Regions from separate parts of the Homo sapiens genome. Here region 2 is linked to region 1. A link is a contact called in ENCODE Hi-C or POLR2A ChIA-PET data. All regions are on one chromosome and are shown on one strand. Each heading gives the region's core, a stretch centred on a gene start or an enhancer-like site at or near the end of the contact. The rest is flanking DNA. Distances are from core to core; before and after follow the strand shown.

Evidence for each region. A loop is a pair of places that touch in the nucleus more often than their neighbours do. ChIA-PET counts read pairs that join two places held with the same protein, here RNA polymerase II (POLR2A). Pooled maps may share reads with other maps.
Region 2: a map of heart right ventricle shows a loop between it and region 1 (2.3-fold over the local background). The contact joins two enhancer-like sites. A Hi-C loop is called at or near these places in 8 of 168 maps with a recorded cell type or tissue (HepG2, IMR-90, aorta and 5 more) and 13 of 50 pooled maps. POLR2A ChIA-PET finds 5 or more read pairs at or near these places in 12 of 52 experiments (AG04449, AG04450, B cell and 9 more).

What each region holds. Positions count from the first base shown.
Region 1 is chr2:11,365,791-11,370,852 of GRCh38, forward strand. All of the region lies in intron 3 of PPIAP60 (peptidylprolyl isomerase A pseudogene 60), which reads left to right. Among named protein-coding and RNA genes, the nearest start is that of PPIAP60, 17 kb to the left of the region's middle. Within about 2 kb of position 2,686, at least 11 of the 41 ENCODE cell types and tissues checked have a DNase peak (open chromatin) inside an H3K27ac peak, as active enhancers do; they include ascending aorta, heart right ventricle and sigmoid colon, where a contact is called at or near this core.
Region 2 is chr2:11,400,291-11,405,352 of GRCh38, forward strand. It overlaps LINC00570 (long intergenic non-protein coding RNA 570), which reads left to right. Exons shown (of 3, transcript NR_047499.1): 2 at 82-167; 3 at 1,735-2,787. Among named protein-coding and RNA genes, the nearest start is that of LINC00570, 8.8 kb to the left of the region's middle. Within about 2 kb of position 3,606, at least 17 of the 41 ENCODE cell types and tissues checked have a DNase peak (open chromatin) inside an H3K27ac peak, as active enhancers do; they include ascending aorta, heart right ventricle and sigmoid colon, where a contact is called at or near this core.

The DNA.
Region 1 (5,062 bases), core at 1,436-3,935:
CCCTCCTCCCTCAGCCCTCAGACTGGCCTAATTCCCTGCCCAGGATTATCCACTTTTCAGAATGAGTGACAATAGAAGCATCCACTTCCTGCAGGGATGCAGTACCTCCCCCATAACCTCACAGCCGACTGACTTTGGCATATTTTGCATGATTTGGTAAATGGTATATATGCATAGAGAAACTTCTGGAGTGTTGTTTTCTCAAATTTTAATAGCAGTGTCTCTGGAACTCAGGAGTTTTTACAATCTTCATTGTACTTTACTATGATATTTGATTTTTTTTCATTATAACTGTGCATCATACTTATAGGAAAATAATTTAAGCCTTGGAATCAGATAGCCTTTGGCAAATCAGATCATCCATTTCCTTATCTATTAAGTGGGAAAAATAATATTTCACAAGGTTATTGAGAAAAAAATCAATGCCATTTTTATTTTCATTCCTCATAACTGACATAATTGCATATATACACATCGTGTGATTATATTGTATACCCTGGTGGGTTTCCTTAAAACAGATTCCATTTTCCCTTTCTCTTTATTTTCCCCTCCCTCCCCTTCTAGTCTGTTCCACTCATGTCATGGCTCCAGGCTGAACCTGGGCCCATGACACAACCCACACAACCATGTTGACAACCTTGAATGCACCTTCCAAGTTTTTTTTTTTTTCCTTTTTTTTTTTTTTTAGACAGAGTCTCTCTGTCACCCTGGCTAGAGTACAGTGGCGCAATCACGGCTCACTGCAGCCTTGATCTATCCAAGCCCAGGTGATCTTCCCACCTCAACTTCCTGAGTAGCTGGAACTACAGGCGTGAACCACGAAGCCCAGCTAATTTTTTAATTGTTTGTAGAGATGAGGGTCTCGCTTTGTTGCCCAGGCTGGTCTCAAACTCCTGGGCCTCAAGTGATCCTCCTGCCTTGGCCTCCCTCTTCCATGTTTTTTTCCATGGTAATTCAATAATAAAAGTATATAGCTATATTCCCACATATAAATGGTTTTTTGATCATTTTAAAAAAGAAATCGGCCAGGTGCAGTGGCTCACAACTGTAATCCCAGCACTTTGGGAGGCTGAGGCAGGTGGATCACCTGAGGTCAGGATTTTGAGATCAGCCTGACCAATATGGTGAAAGCCCATCTCTACTAAAAATACAAAAATTAGCTGGGGCGTGGTGGCAGGTGACGGTAGTCCCAGCTACTCAGGAGGCTGAGGGAGGAGAATTGCTTGAATCCGGGAGGCGGAGGTTGCAGTGAGCTGAGATTGTGCCACTGCACTCCAGCCTCAGTGACAGAGCGAGACTCCATCTCAAAAAAAAAAAAAAAAAGAAATCATATTATACTCAATTCCATGTATCCTATGTATCCTGCTTTTCTCACTCAACAATACTTTTTGTAACTTCATCCTAGTCACGTGGCAAAGCTCTGATTTTAATGGCTGGATTCTGTTTCATAATTTGGAGATATAATTTGTCATCTGTGCCCATGTTATCAATATTCACTTTGTTTCTAGTTTTTGCCACTATGAACAATACTACAACATGTGTGTGCACTTACATACACACACTCACACTCACACACACACTCACACCCACACACACTCACACCCCCCCCCACACTCACACCCACACACACACACTCCTTTGTTATACTGATGATTTTATTTCTTTGTAATAGGCTTTCAGAAATGGGATTTCTGGGGAAAATATAGCCAGTCAACAATATTTCCAGTGTGTGCTAAGCACTAAGTGTCTTTTACATAGTAATTGCTTAATAAAGTGATGTTTGCTATTATTCTTGTTATAAGCTGGGGAGTCATATTTTGAAAAAGTGTAGTCATTTATGGGAGTCCTACTTATTTAAGATACATTTACTTTAAAGACACAGGTTATCTGTAATAACTGAACTAACAACTGTCCTTTCCTTGTTTATACAAAGTCCAAAGGAAATAGGACTGCATTGGAAAACTAAAATAGACATGAAAGTTTGCCTCCTCATTTCCTCCTTGCCATTTCAAATCCATTTCCTCAGTGAGACAGGAACCCAGAAGCTGAAGATTTTGCTCCCATAATTGGAGATTCTTGTTTCGCATTTTTAAAAAAAATTGTTATGAGCTTCTTTGCATATCTGATTTGAAAAACAAAAAGAGAGCTCATTAAAGAGTTTTTCTATTATGGAGAGGCAATAAGGAACCAACTCGTAGCTTTTCAATGAGATGAATGAATAAGTGCCTGTGTCTGCAGCCCCACATCTGCCTTCTCAGGGCAGAAGTTTGCAGGAGAAATCAGGCAATTTCTAGTCTGAAGGTTCTCCTTGTTATATTCAGCTACTCACAATGAGAATTGAGGCTGCAGCTTGTGAAGAGAGGGCAGTTTTGCAAAATGCACATTTGGTGGATTCTGGACATGAGCCATTTGACCAAAACGTCAAAGCATGACAGATTTCTAACTCCGGACTGAAATGGAAGCTTGTGCATTGGCTGAAAGCCAGTCCTGGACTCCTGGACACAGCCGAGAGCCCAGAATGTGAGGGAAATTCTGTGTGAGAAAAGGCATACCCACAGTTTTAATGAGAAGGGAAATTGGAGCTTCCATTTTCCTACTGCCTTGTTCGCTTTTTGTCTGGACACCTTTGAGCCAAAGGAAGCTGGGGAGGCCCATGTGGGTGCCCTTCCGATTCTGAGCCGTCAAACTGGCACGCTGTCCACACGGGTGGAGGCAAGCGTCAGAGTCCCGGGCTGTTTCTCAGCAATTGTCCAGCTCTTTCTGCTCTCTTGCTTTCTGTCTGGTTTGCATTTCAGTGAATGCCTAACTTCTTGTTTTCTGGCTTTTAGGCCCATTTTTGGCCCCATAATAACCTCTTGGACAGAATTGTTTTCCTAGTTTGACCCTCATCAGTCAGATTTTTTCATTTTATTTTAATCGTTTTTATTTTTATTTTTTTGAGATGGGATCACTCTATCACCCAGGCTGGAGTGCAATGGCAAGATCATGGCTCACTGCAGCCTTGATTGCCCAGGCTCAGACAATCCTCCTGCCTCAGCCTCTCCAGTAGCTGGAACTATAGGCACCACTGCCCTTGACTATTTTTAAAATTTTTTTGTAGAGATGAGGGGAATCTCGCTATGTAGCACAGACTGGTCTTGAACTCCTGGCCAGAAGTGGTCCTTCTGCCTCAGCCTCCCAAATTGTTGGGATTACAGTCGTGAGCCACTGTGCCCAGCCTGATTTTCCTGTTTTGATCCAACTCCAGTTCTAAAACCCTATTTATCTCCCAGCATCGGGTTGTCCTCTTGAAAGGGAAATTGGAAGTTACAGTGATGGGGTCAAGGGCTCAGTTTTCAAGGTGGAGGCTTAGACAGAACTCATTTCAGACCTGAAGAAGGAAAAGCTGATTGATGCTCACATGCCAACTTTGTTTCCTAGCTTGTCCTACATCCAATCTACCTTGTCTTAAAGAGGTTCAAAAGTTTGGTCCTTATCTATGGAGCAGCTACTCTGGGCAAGGCCAGGACTTATATTAACCTTGTTAGGTGCCAAGAATGGCCAGGCCTCAAAGTATCAGACCAGATAAATCCCTGTCTCCAAGGAGCTCGCAGCCTGAATTTGAAGACCCAAATATTCAGAGGAGAAATGTCTCAGTTCAAAGTTAGCTGAGTTAGCGGCCAATGGTAGGAGGATGGAGGAAATTGTGTAAGAATTCAGAGGAGGAGAATGTCCTTGGGGGCTGGAGTAGGGAGGACATAGGATCACAGCCCACCCTTGACAGGTGAGGAAAGGAAGAGATGCAACAGTTACTAAGTGCCTACTAGGTGCCAGTGTTAGCGTAAGAGATTTGGCTGGTTATCTCTGGTTATTCTTAGGACTGGGGTTGGAGGGAAGAGTGCAGTAGGCATTTCCATCAGGGAAATGGTGCAATTAAACTACTGACAGCCTGGTCTGAGCCATAGCTGACTCTATTCAAGATAGGTGCTTACCAAATACACTTCTCTGCCAGGGTAGAAACAGCCACAATCTGCGTGTATTCAAGAGCTAAGGAGCATGTTTCATTGGCTTGCTCCACAGTCACGATGAATTGTTTGAGCACCTGCAATGCTTTGAGTGCTTTGTAAATTATGAAGTGGGAGGAGATCACTGTGGATCCAGGGATCTGCTGAGGGTCTTAGCCTCACTTCACAGGCAGATGCTCAGTGGTTTCAGGGTGAGAAAGATTATGGGAACTTTTGTGGCTTTATTGAAAAATCTCACCCAAAACACCACTTCTCATCTCTTATCTAGCAAGAAGAGCAATGAAAAACAACAAAGGAGAAAATTTTAAAAATCAGACCATGTATGTTTAAGTTCTTAATACCTGTATTTATTCCTATAGTTTGTTCAACAAGTGTTTTCTCAGATGCTTCCTAAATGCTGTGGTAAACAAAATTGACAGGGCTCTGGACCTTGTGTTTACAGTCTAGTTGGAAAGGTAGACATTAAAAAAGGCAACACACAAGCGTGTGATTACAAAGCATTCTGTAAATTAAAAAAACAAAAACAAAAAAGGCCAGGCATGGTGGCTCACACCTGTAATCCTAGCATTTTGGGAGGCCGAGGTGGAAGGATTGCTTGAGCCCAGGAGTTCAATTCCAGCCTGGACAACATAGGGAGACCCCACCTCTACAAAAAATTTTTAAAAATTAGCCAAGTATGGTGGCGTGTGCCTGTAGTCCTAGGTACTAGAGAGGCTGAGGCGGGAGGATCACTAGAGTCAGGAGGTCAAGGCTGCAGTGAATTGTGATCGTGCCACTGTACTCTGGCCTGGGAGACAGAGCAGGAGAAGGCACCTGGGAGGCCTCCCTGAGAAGGTGATGTTTCACATGAGACCTCGCCAATGAGAGGATTCAAACAGGCCAAGTAGGGCATGGCACGTGCTCTTGGCCTGGTCACGTGACCCATTGGAACTAGTGAAATGGAGATAACCTGAGGCCTGAGCCCCAGGGTTGTCATGGAGATGAAACTATTTAATGTGTATAAGTCACCTGGCCCCGTGCCTAGTACATCCTGGAGGCACCGAGCAAATGTTTGCTGA
Region 2 (5,062 bases), core at 2,356-4,855, 35 kb after region 1:
CTGTGCCTCCCAGACCACCTGGGATGGAGCCCTCATGCTAGCTGATCAAGGTGCCACGCCCTCTCTTTATTGTTTTCTCAGGCCACTTCCAGCATCGATGGTGTCAGGTCAGGTCCTCTGGGTAGAAGAAATGGAGTCAGTTAGGAGTGCTGGAGACTGAGTAAGAGGTAAGCCTTGTTAACGTGATAGGAGGATGAAGCAGGATTGGGCAGAAAAAGACTTCATATCCCAATGCCAATCTGAACCTGTGAAAGGAACTAGAGAAGGAGCAGAGTAAGCAGGTAGAGGCTCAGAGTGAGATGCCATCTGATGAAACCTGGTCCAACCCAATAGGGAGCTATAGTGAAAGACTGCCCATGAGAAGGCTCTCCCACTGGCAGAGCTGGCCAGCCACTAGGATTCCTGCTGTGGTCCCTCTTTAGCTGAAGGCTGCCTGGTGGAAGTGTGGCCTTGACTCAGACAGTGTGGCAGATCCTGATGCTGTTCTAGCTGGAGGTCTCAGCTAACTGCAGCCCTTGCTGCTGACAGCATGCTCTTCTTTTTTTTTTTCCTGTGGTTTTTTTTTTTTTTTTTTTTTTTTTTTTTGAGACAGAGTCTCTCTCTGTTGCCAGGCTGGAGTGCAGTGGCGCAATCTCGACTCACTGCAACCTCTGCCTCCCGGCTTCAAGTGATTCTCCTGCCTCAGCCTCCCAAGTAGCTGGGACTGCAGGTGTGCACCACCAGGCCCAGGTAATTTTTGTATTTTTAGTAGAGATGGGGTTTCACCATGTTGGCCAGGCTGGTCTCGATCTCTTGACCTTATGATCTGCCCACCTCAGCCTCCCAGAGTGCTGGGATTACAGGCGTGAGACACTGCACCCAGTCCCTCATGCTCTTCTTCAAGGAAGCTCTGAGAGGCAGATTCCCATGGCTGCCGCACCTGAGGAGTAGCCTGGAAGAGGGTGAAGCTCCCTTTGGCCCTGTAGACTCCTTGCCCTTAGGGTAGAAATGCAGCTAGAGAAGGACAAGAGAGGAGCTTCTGAAAGTAGAGGGTGTGCACTGCCCTAGTCCAGGCTGAGGATGTTACTGTGTAGACCCAGTTCGACTTCCCTTCGGCTAAAGCCCCAAAGAGCCGCATCACCACCCAATACAAGCAGATGTGTGGTGGAAACGAAGTCTGAGTGGGAGATGTGGGCTTCAGGAATTGTTAAAATATTATATCTTGATTTTTGCATATTTTTTAAAAACATGCTGCGCCGGGCACGGTGGCTCACGCCTGTAATCCCAGTACTTTGGGAGGCCCAGGCGGGCGGATCACGAGGTCAGGAGATCGAGACCATCCTAGCTAACACGGTGAAACCCTGTCTCTACTAAAAATACAAAAAATTAGCCGGGCGTGGTGGTGGGTGCCTGTAGTCCCAGCTACTCAGGAGGCTGAGGCAGGAGAATGGCATGAACCCGGGAGGCAGAGCTTGCAGTGAGCCGAGATTGTGCCACTCCACTCCAGCCTGGGAAACAGAGTGAGACTCTGTCTCAAAAAAAAAAAAAAAAAAAAAAAACCCAAAACAACAATAACAACAAAAAAAACCATGTTAATCTATTGCTTGAGTCCTCCCAAGGTTGGGGAAGCAGCTCTTCCAAGGGAGGCCTGAAATTTAAGCTGCATTATCTTCGTGATGATTCCATTTCTGCATTAACTATTGCTATGGTTTTCATATTGGGTAGTTCCTGTAATTTGAGATCCTTCTTTTTCAGGTGGCAGCTGAGGCTTACTACCCCAGGAAAGGGATGCCACCAGAGAAGGCAGACAACCAAGATGGCGACTCTCAATTTTTGAGCTCCTAATTTTCTCATGTCAGACATAAGAAAAAAAAATATTTTTTAAAGAAAAAGCTTTAGGTTGCAAAAATCTAGGCCTTTCAACTTTAAAATCCTATTCTTGCAAGCCTTGGAGAATAAAGCTTATGCATAAACAGTAGATTTGGAAACAGAAATATGCCTAATTACCCAGAGCCATTCTTTCAATACGCCAGTGATTGTTTAAAGATTCTATAGGCTGGAGTCAATGGCAGGAGGCGGGTGGGAAAAGAGTCAAGAGGGAGGAGAGAAGAAGCAAGAGGGTTGGGTAGATATTGTCACATGACCCTGAGAGGAGGATTCTGGGTCAAACCCCTAGGGGGTTGTGTGTAATGGAGACTCCAGATCCATTTGGGAATCTGGCTCCAAAGAAGACTTCACCTTGCCTTCTGAGTGGAGCCCTGAAGTGGCAAGACTCATAGAATTCCCCCACGGGTCCACACAAGAGAGAATGAATAGAGAAGGCTGCGTGCTGGCTGGACCAAGGCAGCCTCGGGTGACACCACCACCACCACCGCCGCTGCCGCCATCGCCATCACCACTGCCGCTGCCATCACCGCCACCACCACCACCATCACCACCACCATCACCACATTATGGACAATAGCCCAATGTTTCCTGAGTTCCCTAGAGGGTTGAAAGAGAATAGGACCTAGAGAGATCACATAGTTGGGACAGGCACTCATTAATTTGATCCAATGACAAGAGACCAGATGGGAAGAAGGATGCCTTGAGAGATGTCAGTGTGCACCCATGGATAGAAGCAGCTGGTGACTGGGTACTTGGGAAGCCACATGGACACACACAAAGCTCCTGGAAGACGTTTTCAAGGAGTTGGGCTGTGCTGGGATCCAGAACTGGCTGAAGAAACCATGAGCTGACATAAAATTTCTGCCACCTAGCAGAATGGAGGCTCCATTTGGAAATTAAATTATATACTTAAAAAAACTATAATTGCTTCATTTCTTTTTTTTGAGATGGAGTTTCACTCTTGTTGCCCAGGCTGTAGTGCAATGGCACCATCTCAGCTCACTGCAAACTCCGCTCCCGGGTTCAAGAGGTGATCCTGCCTCAGCCTCCCGAGTAGCTAGGATTACAGGTGTGCGGCCACCATGCCCCGCTAATTTTGTATTTTCAGTAGAGACGGGGTTTTACCATGTTGGTCAAGCTGGTCTCAAACTCCTGACCTCAAATGATCCACCCACTTTGGCCTCCCAAAGTGCCAGGATTACAGGCATGAGCCACTGCGTGAAGCCAAATGCTTCATTTCTTTTTTTCTTTTTTTTTGTTGAGAGGGAGTCTCACTCTGCCGCCCAGGCTGGAGTGCAGTGCCGCAATCTCGGCTCACTGCAAGCTCCCGCGTTCACGCCATTCTCCTGCCTCAGCCTCCCGAGTAGCTGGGACTACGGGCGCCCGCCACCACGCCTAGCTAATTTTGTTTTGTACTTTTAGTAGAGCCGGGGTTTCACCGTGTTAGCCAGGACGGTCTCGATCTCCTGACCTCGTGATCCGCCCGCCTGGGCCTCCCAAAGTGCTGGGATTACAGGCGTGAGCCACCGCGCCCGGCCTGCTTCATTCCTTATACATCTGAGTTGGCCATCTGAGATTTTGTTTCTACTACACAGCACTACGGCAAGGATTACGCGAAACCACCTAGTCCCTAGTATGGTTCCTGCCATGTAATCAGGACACAGCAGATCGCAGCTGGGTATTTTCCATTTTCCTCCGGATCTGCTCTGCACCCTTCTCCACTGGCCCTCAGCTGTGGGAAGCTGACCTCATGGACTGCAGGCAATGCGCGTAATTGCCCTATGGGAGGCACCAACAGGAAATGGGAGGGGCTGGGAGGGAAGAGCTATGAGGTATTCACTCTGTGGGTCTGGCAATGGCTGTGTTTCTCTCAGCTCCTGCCTGGTGGCCCCCTCCTACCGGCAAATCTCTCACTGAGGTTCTGCCCGCTCTCTCTGCTCCTCCAGGCGTCGGGGTGGCAGGGCATTCCTGCTCTTGCTGGCCTCAGATGCTTCCCTTCTTGTGTACCCTTAACCTGTGCCCACTTCTGTAAATAGTCCCTTCATTACACTCTTAGGAACTACCTCTTTGGAGAATGCCACTGTTTCCTGCGGGGACCCTAGATGATACAACTGTTATTAGTATTACCTTTAGTTTGAGATCACATCTGATTCTCTGTGTGATCCTGTGGAGTCGGTGACCCTTTCTGAGCCTCAGTTTCTTCATTTCTTAAATGTGAATCCAATACCCCCAGCTTTCGCTTTCCTACTTCAGAGGGATATTGTGGGAATTAAACGAGTCAATACAGGTGACAATACTCTGGGAAAAAAATACAATTGTGACCCTATTATTAGAATTATTAAAAGTAACAATAGTAGTAAGATTGTTCCTGCCCAGAGATCTCTTCTGATCCCCCTCTCTTCACTCCAGCACAATAGCAGTGACTCAGTCTTTGGTCCTTGGCAAAGCCACTGTCCTTTTCTGCAAAGTCTTATGCTGCGGAAAGATGAAACTTTGTGATCAGATACAGCACACAATTCTCAGAGCTGCTGCCACCATTTGACAAATGCCACGGGGTTCTAGGCTGTGCTGCAGCCCCTCAGAGCAGACCCAGGCCTGCCCTTGCAACCTCTGGGCTCTGTTTGCTGCTCACAGAAGACTGCTGAGAACCAGCCTGTGGCCCTGGCTGAAGCCACTGAGCATCCAGGATCCCTCCCACCTGAGTAGCAGGTGGATAAGGCCTAGCTTAGTGAGAGCTGGTGTGGACTCAGGTTGCTCCAAGCTCCTGGCAGGAAGAAAATTGCTAGTGGGGCATGCATGGCCGGTGAGCTGGGATAGCCCCAGAGCGGAGAGCGAGGACAGCAGCCCTGCTGGGGGCAGTTTCACTTTGCTGTGCCTATTTTAAAACAAGAGCATGTCCCTTGAGAGCTTCTCCTGCCTCTCCTTCCAGCCACTTAATCCATCCGGTGTTTCCACGATCTCCTCTTCCCAATCCAACCCGCCACCAGGCCTGTCAAGGGACACCTGGAGTAGCAAATCTCATTGGTGGCCTCTGCGTGATCAAGATCTTGCCCGGTGTGGTGGCTCACACCTGTAATCCCAGCACCCTGGGAGGCCAAGGCGGGCAGATCACCTGAGGTCAGGAGTTCAAGACCAGCCTGGCTAACATGGTGAAACCTCGTTTCTACTAAAAATACAAAAATTAGCTGGGCGTGGT